Linked DNA regions of Homo sapiens: region 1 is linked to region 2. The links are chromatin loops, found by intact Hi-C in ENCODE. Cell type or tissue: endothelial cell of umbilical vein. All regions are shown on one strand. Each heading gives the region's core, and the rest is flanking DNA. Links, peaks and the distances in the headings are about the cores only. Region 1 overlaps CEP250 (centrosomal protein 250). Region 2 overlaps CEP250 (centrosomal protein 250).

Region 1 (4,386 bases), core at 77-4,076, 48 kb before region 2:
GGAAGATCATCCACAAGCTCGAGTGTGAGGGCAAGAGCACAGTCTACACTTGAACTGAAGGCCAGCCCTGCTCTGAATATCTGGTGGGGAGGGGAGACCCTAGGCCGAGGTCTATAATGGAGCTGGGGGGCTCTTGAGGGTTGGATGGAAAGAGAAGAGCAAATACAGATTAGTCTAGTCCTGAATAAAGACCCTGCTTGGCAGCCTCTAAGATGTCTTTCAGCTGCTGGAACCTCTCTGAGGCCCAGAAGGTATGTGGGGCCTAAGGCCCTGGCTCATGACCTACAGAAAATGATGCTGAGAAGAAACTCTAAGGTAAAAAACAGGGACCCTCTGTCAGCCCGAGCCTGAGAACCAGGGCTGGAGGATGTAACAAGTGAACAACCAAGAGAAGTCTTGTCTCTGACAACTCCTAGCATAAAAATGGCCTAAAGGGCCGGGCGCGGTGGCTCATGCCCGTAATCCCAACATTTTGGGAGGCCGAGGTGGGTGGATCACCTGAGGTCGGGAGTTCGAGACCAGCCTGATCAACATGGAGAAACCCTGTCTCTACTAAAAATACAAAATTAGCCGGGCATGGTGGCACGTGTCTATAATCCCAGATACACAGGAGGCCGAGGCAGGAGAATTGCTTGAACCCAGGAGGTGGATGTTGCCACTGGTGAGCCGAGATTACGTCACTGCACTCCAGCCTGGGCAACAAGAGCAAAACTCTGTCTCAAAAAAAAAAAAAGGAAAAAGAAATAAATGGCCTAAAAGCCAGGTAAGGATTTTAAGCTACAGGGAATCTGACTGGAAATAGGGACCAGGACAGCATTTCTGGGGCCCCAGATCTGTTTCTGGGGTTTCAGAAGTTTTCACTAAGCATCTGTTGCTGAGCTGCATGTGTAGGTTTCTGGAACAAAGCTCTAGTCGCTGTGAACAGCCCCATTTCCACTCTGTGTGGTGCAATGAGACATAATGGGGCTGAGCCCCAAATTAGGAGGTCTGGGTGAGTGGGTGCTGCTCTTACCCCTCCCAGATTCTTGGCTAGGTCTCAGTTCCATCCCCAGGCTTAGTAAAGAGGAATTCCAGATTATGGTGGGAGTGCCAGAGGAAGGTAATGGCCTGCTTCTTTAAGGAAAACTGTTCTGGTTGGGCATGGTGGCTCACACCGGTAATCCCAGCACTTTGAGAGGTTGAGGTGGGAGGATCACTTGAGCCCAGGAGTTTCAGGCTGCAGTAAGATGTGATTGTGCCACTGCACTCCAGCTTGGAAGACAGGACAAAACCCTGTCTCTTAAAAAAATTAAACAATTTTTAGGCTTTGAGGAGGTTGCCAGCAATAGGTCTTAAGCCTGTGAGCTGGGTTCTGTCCAGCCTCCACTAGGACCAGTCCATGGGTGAGAAGTTCCGCCATAGTCCATCCTTCTGATTGGCTTGACACATGGTTGGACTACAGGCGACCAGATCAGTTCCAGCTGATATGCCCAGGAAGCGACATCTCAAGGACATTCACCCAGAGTAGAAGAGGAATGAGGCCATGTGGAGCTTCTGAACTCAGAGACTCTGACTTTAGCTAAAGGTCAACGCTGTGTTTTTGAGGCCCCAGAACTTCTTTTAACCCTCCAAAATCTCCCCGCTCAACCCACCCAAGCTCAGCCCCAACCCCCTGCCACAGTCAGACCAGTCTTCTCACTGTGTGCTTGGCAACACCTCCAACCCCACTCCATCTTTCAAGGGCCAGTTCGTGCCTCCCTTCCTCAGCCCCTGGAATTTCTACAGTTCTTCTAGTCAGTACACAGAATTGCCTCTGACTCATAAATGAGTGTTAGCCTGTTCTCATCAACTGGACTGTAGGCTGTCTGTGGACAGGGGCTTTGTCTTGTGTGTTCTCTGTAACCCTTCCCTATCACAGTGCATGGTGTACAATAAATGCATGCTACCTCAACAGGAATCTTTGGCAAGTTCTTCCCAGATAAACTCCCTTGATGTGGTGCTGCCACCCAGCTGCACAAGTGGAGACAGCAGCAGAAAATGAATGCAAAGATCCCAGGGTTTATTGTTGAAGGAGAAGATGAAGGAGGTGGTGAAGTGCTAGGAAAATAAATTCTAGATGAGAGGCAGTACATGTCCCTCAGCCAGGGCAAGGCACCCCTCTGGGTGATTCCATAGGGAGCAAGCAAATGCAATTTGCCTCATTCCCAGGTGAGTTGGGGTCCTCCCCAGGGTTGCAGATTTACTTCCTCTTCCTGGGAACACCCGCCGACCTGGGGCTCCTGGGTGCCTAACAGAGCCAGGCTTTTCCTTTGGCAAACCTGTAGGTGTGCGGAGGGGCCATGACCCATGACACAGTCTTCTGTCTGTGTGCTCCTGGCTGTGGCTGCTACCTGGAGGCGGCTTGGGTAGTGCTGGGGCTGGGGTGTAGCAGGACTGGCCCTGGGGATGTCAGACTTTGAGTCAGGGACTCATCCAGCCTGCGGGTCTCTGCCTCCAGGACAGTGGCCTCAGGGGCCTGGGCCACGGCAAGAAGTGAGTGTGAGAGGCTGTGGTGCAGGCCTGCTAGCTCACGGCTGGTCTGTGCTGAGCGGGTGATGTAGTCCTGCTTCTGCTTCCGCTCCAAAGTCAGCTGAGCTTGCAGCAGGACCACCTGGTGGGCAGGAAAAAAAAAAAAAAGCGAGAGCAGCTGAGGGCCCTGAAGTTGTCCCAGCTCTTCCTGCTCTGTGTTCTCTGAAGCTCGTTGGCTGATCATCTGAATCAACTCTACCACATACACGAATCTCAGAAACAGGCTGTAGAGAGTTTAGAGGAAGGGCCCTTAGGAATTCTAGAATCCAGTGATTCTCAATCCTGGCTGCACATGTGACTCAAATAGCGCGCTTGAAAACCACAAAGCTATTCATCAACTTCACTGAAAGATAATTTACATGTGAAAAATGCCCAGTTTTAAATGTACATTTTGATGAGGCTGATAACAATATATACTCAAGTATAACCACTATCTGACTTTTTTTTTTGAGACAGAGTCTTGCTCTGTTGCCCAGGCTAGAGTGCAGTGATGCAATTTTGGCTTACTGCAACCTCCACCCCATCGGGTTCAAGTGATTCCTGTGTGTCAGCCTCCTGAGTAGCTACGATTACAGGTGTGCACCACCACGTCCAGCTAATTTTTGTATTTTTAGTACAGACAGGGTTTCGTCATGTTGGCCAGGCTGGTTTCAAACTCCTGACCTCAAGCGATCCGCCCACCTTGGCCTCCGAAAGTGCTGGGATTTCAGGTGTGAGCTACTGCACCTGCTTTGACTTTTTAATAAAATAGAAAAACATTCTGAGTTTAATAGAATTCAAAGTAATAGCTTAGGTCTAGCTACAGAGTCAGGCCCTGCCAGTAGTGACTACTGATTTCTGAAATAGGCTCAGAAATAAAAAGGTAACACTTATGATTCCTGCAACTTGAAAGGGAGAGTGGACTTTTAGTTGAGGCCTAAGAGGCAGGAAGGCTCTTCAAGTCACTTCTCTGCGAGTGGCGGCTTGAGCTGAGCTGTGTGGCCTGGAGCTTGTGCTGAGCTGTGTGGCCTGGAGCTTGTGCTGGTGCCTGGCTCCTCTGTCTGGGGCACTGGCAACAGTCTTGGCTGCGAGGGCACCTCTGAGGGCAGGGAGGCCAGGATGGCTTCCCTTGCTCCCACCTGTCCTCCTAGAATCTTCTGCCTGCTCCTCAGCCCTCTTCCTATTCCTTTCCCTTTCTAAGTATGGATTTGGAAGTCGGGGGCCAGGATCATGCTTTCTTCCCCACTCCCACCCTAGGCATATGAGAGATGGGGTTGGGACTGGGACTATTTTTGCCTCCCATGGAGACTGAAGTTCTCTGAAGGGAGGAACTTCCCCTCTCCCTGCTGGAGGTGCACAAAGGGCCTGAGTGCAAGGGAGGGAATATGGGCTTAGAAAATCCAGAACATACCTCTTTCTGCAGTTCAGCCACACACTTGGCATCTGAGTTCTTCTGTCCTCTCCCATCCTAAGGAAGACAAACAGCACTCTTGTTGGCATAGGCCTTCCCACTCTGGGGTTTCTGCAAGTTTCCTTGCAGAACCTCATCACAATCTTAGGGGCCTGGGCAAGGGCTATGGGCCAGAAGCATCTGAACTCAGACTGGACGTCTATGGGGCAGCAGGCCCTGCAGCAAGGAGAGGCCCCACACCAGCATAATGGGCAACGCCATGGAGACCTGACACAAAACATCCAAAAGGCCTGGATGGCATTTGCTTCTCTGAGGCATGTTTTAATTTAACAGAAGTACACCATGTATCTGCTTTGTGCTAGCCCTGGGCTGTGAGCTAAGGATGCAGAGAGGAAGACACGGTGCCTGCCCTTGAGAACTTTCAATAAAGGACAAGGGATGGAGATCTA
Region 2 (4,386 bases), core at 321-4,320:
CTTTTTCCATGTGCAGTCGAAGCTGGGTGTTCACCTCTGCTAGACTCTCACACCTGCACTGGGGAGGGGTAAAAGTGGGTGCAAAATAAAGGTCTAGTCCAACCCTTGGACCTCCTGGGAGTAAGATGGCAACCACTGAAATTTTCCATTGCAGGAATTAGAGGGCTATGGCTGAAGTCCACATTAGCCCTCAGGGCAGAAGTTTCCCATCAGCCTTCTCCACCAACTGGCCAATCACCCAGGTCAGAAAGTTTGGGGTCCATCACCTCTGTTGCTCCTCCTCCAATCGGACCAGCAGCTCATCCAGGTTTGGCTCCTCCACATTTTCCCACCTCTGGGGGATTGGTCCCTGCGCCAGACAGAGACAAGCCTTACTTACCTCCAAAGAGAACATCACTCAGACCAGTTCCCTAAGGCTCCCTTCCATGGCAGTCCACTTTCTTTTTATTCTTTCTCCCCTTTGTTAGCAATATGCTTCTATTCTCAATCACTGCATCCCTCACTCCAAAAGTAAACTGATGACCTCTCCTGAAAGACGGCCTTCAGTAGTAAATAGAATCTTCAACTTAAGAAGTGATGTATCTTTCACTAATGGCCTTAACTTCCACTACACTAACGGTTTGACCTTGGGAAGTGACTTAACTTCTTTCATTTTTTTTTTTTTTTTTTTTGGAGACAGAGTCTCGCTCTGTCGCCCAGGCTGGAGTGCAATGGCACAATCTCAGCTCACTGCAACCACCGCCTCCCAGGTTCAAGTGATTCTCCTGCCTTAGCCTCCCAAGTAGTTGGGATTATAGGCACCTGCCACCACACCTGGATAATTTTTGTAGTTTTAGTAGAGATGGGGTTTCGCCATGTTGGCCAGGCTGTTCTTGAATTCCTGGCCTCAAGTGATCCACCCACCTCAGCCTCCCAAAGTGCTGGGGTTACAGGCATGAGCCACCACACCCAGCCTGTGAAGTCACTTAACTTCTTGGAGCTACAGTGTCTCCAGCTACAAAATGAAAGCGGTATATCGTTCCCTTCAGAAAGTTGCTGTGCAGGTTAAGAGACACAATTATAGATGCTCCTTGACTTATGCTGGAATTTCATCCCATAAATCCATCATAAGTTGAACATAAGTTAAAGGTGTGTTTTCAACTTACGACGTTTTCTTTTTTTCTTTTCTTTTTGAGACAGTCTAGTTCTGTTGCCCAGGCTGGAGTGCAGTGGCATGATCTCGGCTCACTGCAACCTCTGCCTCCTGGGTTCAAGTGATTCTCCTGCCTCAGCCTCCCGAGTAGCTGGGATTACAGGCACGCACCATCATGCCCGGCTAATTTTTTGTATTTTTAGTAGAGATGGGGTTTCACCATGCTGGCCAGGTTGGTCTTGAACCCCTGACCTTGTGACCCACCCACCATGACCTCCCAAAGTGCTGGGATTACAGGCATGAGCCACTGCGCCTGGCTGACATTTTCAACTTATGATATTTTCAACTTAACAGTGAGTTCGGGCCAGATGCAGTGGCTCACACTTGTAATCCCAGCAGTGGGAGGATTGCTTGAGTCTAAGAATTTGAGACCAGCCTGGGCAACATAGAGAGACCCTGTGTCTACAGAAAATAAAGAAAATTAGCCAGATGTTGAGGCATGTATCTGTAGTCCCAGCTACTTTTTGGGAGGCTGAGGTGGGATGATCGCTTAAGCCCAGGAGGCTGAGGCTGCAGTGACTCATGACTGCACCAGTCCACTCCAGCCTGGGCGACAGAGTAAGTAGGACCCTGTCTCAAAACAACCAACCAACCAAACAAACAAAAACCAACCAAACAAGCAAGCAAAACAACCCCAAACAATGGGTTTATCCAGCTGTAACCCCATCATAACCCAAGGAACATACTGAATGCATATAGCTTTCACATCATCATAAAGTTGAAAACTTGCAACCATCCTAAGTTGGGGAGGACCATCTGTATATGACAGTGCCTCATGCTGCCTGGACTGCATTGAGGGTGCTCAATAAGTTTTGGTTCTTTCCTTCCTCTGAGAGAACTTTTCTGAGGAAAATGTGAGGAGGTACTGAGAGGCAGCTGGAACAAAGGCAAATAAATGGGTTTTTCAAAGCCAGTTCTAATAGCACAGACATCCCTTTGCTGCAGACATGCTGTAGGCTCGCAAAGGCCTGCATCTTTCTAAAAGAAACACTGACACCTGCTGGAGGAAACATGCACTTCTTCCTGCTAATCCCACACTCCTTCCAATCTAATTTACATTTCGTCCTTTGAAAACCAAGGGTTGGAATCTGACAGGCCAGCTAGGTCCAATGAAGATATCAGTGTGATAAACCTCTCAGAGGCTGAGAAAGAGAGCCTTCCACCAAACACCTCACTTGTACACTCCAACCTCCCTCAGTCAACAAATGAAACCTAACAAGTATATTCACTGAGGACCCAGGGGGTGCAGAGAGCTCAGCCTCACTCACTCCAGTGGCTTCTAGCCGCTTCTCCAGCTCTTGGCACCAGCTTCGGTACTGCAGCACCTGCAGCAAAAAGAACAGGCCCTGGGCAATGAACACAGCTGGCACAAACAGCCCAAAGCAAAGGCCCCTGAGGATCTTAGGCAAACTTGCTATGAACAGGGGAAATGGGTGGTGACAGTAAGGTAAGGCCATAACATCTTATAGTTTCTATTTGGGCATTTTTTTCTTTTTTGAGATGGAGTCTCGCTCTGTGTCCCAGGCTGGAGTGCAGTGGCACAATCTTGGCTCACTGCAACCTCCGCTTCCCAGATTGAAGTGATTCTTCTAACTCAGCCTCCCGAGTAGCTGGGATTACAGGCATGCGCCACCACACTCAGCTAATTTTTGTATTTTTAGTAGAGACAGGGTTTTGCCATGTTGGCCAGGCTGGTCTCAAACTCCTGACCTCAGGTGATACACCTGCCTCGGCCTCCCAAAATTCTGGGATTACAGGCATGGGCCACCGTGCCTGGCCTTATTTGGGCATTTAAATAATACTTTCTATATGAGCGAGACTCTGTCTCAAAAATAAATAAATAAATAAATAAATACTTTCTATATGCCTTTTATATCACAGAGGCAAGATCATGGGCTTTGGCTCTAGACTAGCTGAAGAAACCTGGATAATTAACTTAACCCTTGTGAATTTCATCTTTAAAGAGATATATTAGCCAAAAGTGGTGGTGTACACCTGTGGTCCCAGATACTCCAGAGGCTGAGGCAGGAGGACTGCCTGAGCCCAGGAGGTTGAGGCTGCAGCGATCTGTGATCATACCACTGCACTCTAGCCTGGGCAACAGAGCAAAACCCTATCTCAAAAATAAAATTAAATTAAAAGGATATAATACGTACCTCATGGAGCAGTTGTGAGCATCAAAAGAGAAGCTGTACATGAAAGCTAGAAGGTCTGGGTCTTATCTCACCATGCTAGATGTAGGCCACTCCCACCACAAGACTCTGCCTCCTGCAACCCTTATCTCACCTCAGCACCTAGCTCTGGGGGTTGTTCTCTTTCCCCTCCCCAAAAGGGCAGCTGCCTCACCTTGGCCTGCAGCTTCCTCACAAGGGTTGCTTGTCTCTGCTGGGCCTCCTGGGAGTTCTTCAGCTTCCGCCAGGAGGCTGCCTGATTCTCTGCCATCTGCTGCTGTAGTGCCAGCACCTGCTCTTCCAGTACCAGCTGCAGTGACTGGGGCTTCATGTTGTTCAACCCAGGGCTTCTTGTCTCCATGAGGGCACCAGGTGGTAGGCCCACAGGTCCCTAGGTAGCCAGAGGGTGTTCACGCCCAGCAGGGTCTCTAACCATTGCCATGCCACTTCAACCTCCTCTTGAACTGGGGACCAAAGCACATAGTCAAATGGAAAGGACTGTTCTTTTACTACACACAAGACTCCTCAGAACCTTTAAAATACTAAAAGGGACCCTCATCTCTGAAGGGCGCTATGATGAGCATCATTCCCCAAATTTAACTGACCATGAGACAAGCTCACAGGACTAGTGTCTCCTGGCATGACTTTTGGAACTCTGCACTAAACCAAGAGCTCCTGGTTTATCACTGCATCCTTAGTTCCTGGCACAGTGGTTCAGAAACATTTGTTGAATGAATCGCTGAAGGTGTTCTTAGTCTAGCAGGGGAAATAGACACAAACTATTACAATACATACAATGTAGCATGTGAAATAATAAGATAATATGAGAAAACAAAGGAAGAGAACCCAGCCTGGGAGCCTGTGAACTGTGTGAATCATCATCATCATTGTTAACACTTGCTGAGTGCTTCTGGAGGGCTGTTGCTTTAAGTGCTTTACATGCATTACGTCATTTTGTTTTTACAAAAATCTTGAAACCTTCCAATGCCTTCTCATTACACTTCACCAAACGTACTATTATAA

Evidence for each region. Peaks named below come from ENCODE experiments on the same cell type or tissue, not always from the same donor. Only the 100,000 strongest peaks of a DNase experiment are listed, where the experiment ranks them.
Region 1: it touches region 2 in a loop (2.1-fold over the local background); 17 of 110 quality-filtered maps call a loop at or near these places.

Annotation. Positions count from the first base shown.
Region 1 is chr20:35,509,606-35,513,991 of GRCh38, reverse strand. It overlaps CEP250 (centrosomal protein 250), which reads right to left. Exons shown (of 35, transcript NM_007186.6): 34 at 3,938-3,994; 35 at 1-2,629. The coding sequence ends at 2,366. Among named protein-coding and RNA genes, the nearest start is that of C20orf173, 18 kb to the left of the region's middle. In endothelial cell of umbilical vein, for the core only: a CTCF peak has its summit at 1,997; a DNase peak (open chromatin) is centred at 1,971.
Region 2 is chr20:35,461,706-35,466,091 of GRCh38, reverse strand. It overlaps CEP250 (centrosomal protein 250), which reads right to left. Exons shown (of 35, transcript NM_007186.6): 4 at 3,539-3,827; 5 at 2,461-2,517; 6 at 267-349; 7 at 1-53. The coding sequence starts at 3,724. Among named protein-coding and RNA genes, the nearest start is that of CEP250, 8.3 kb to the right of the region's middle. RefSeq lists a silencer at 2,095-2,274. In endothelial cell of umbilical vein, for the core only: a CTCF peak has its summit at 2,184 (motif pointing left); DNase peaks (open chromatin) are centred at 2,181 and 4,221; H3K27ac peaks cover 1,155 bases.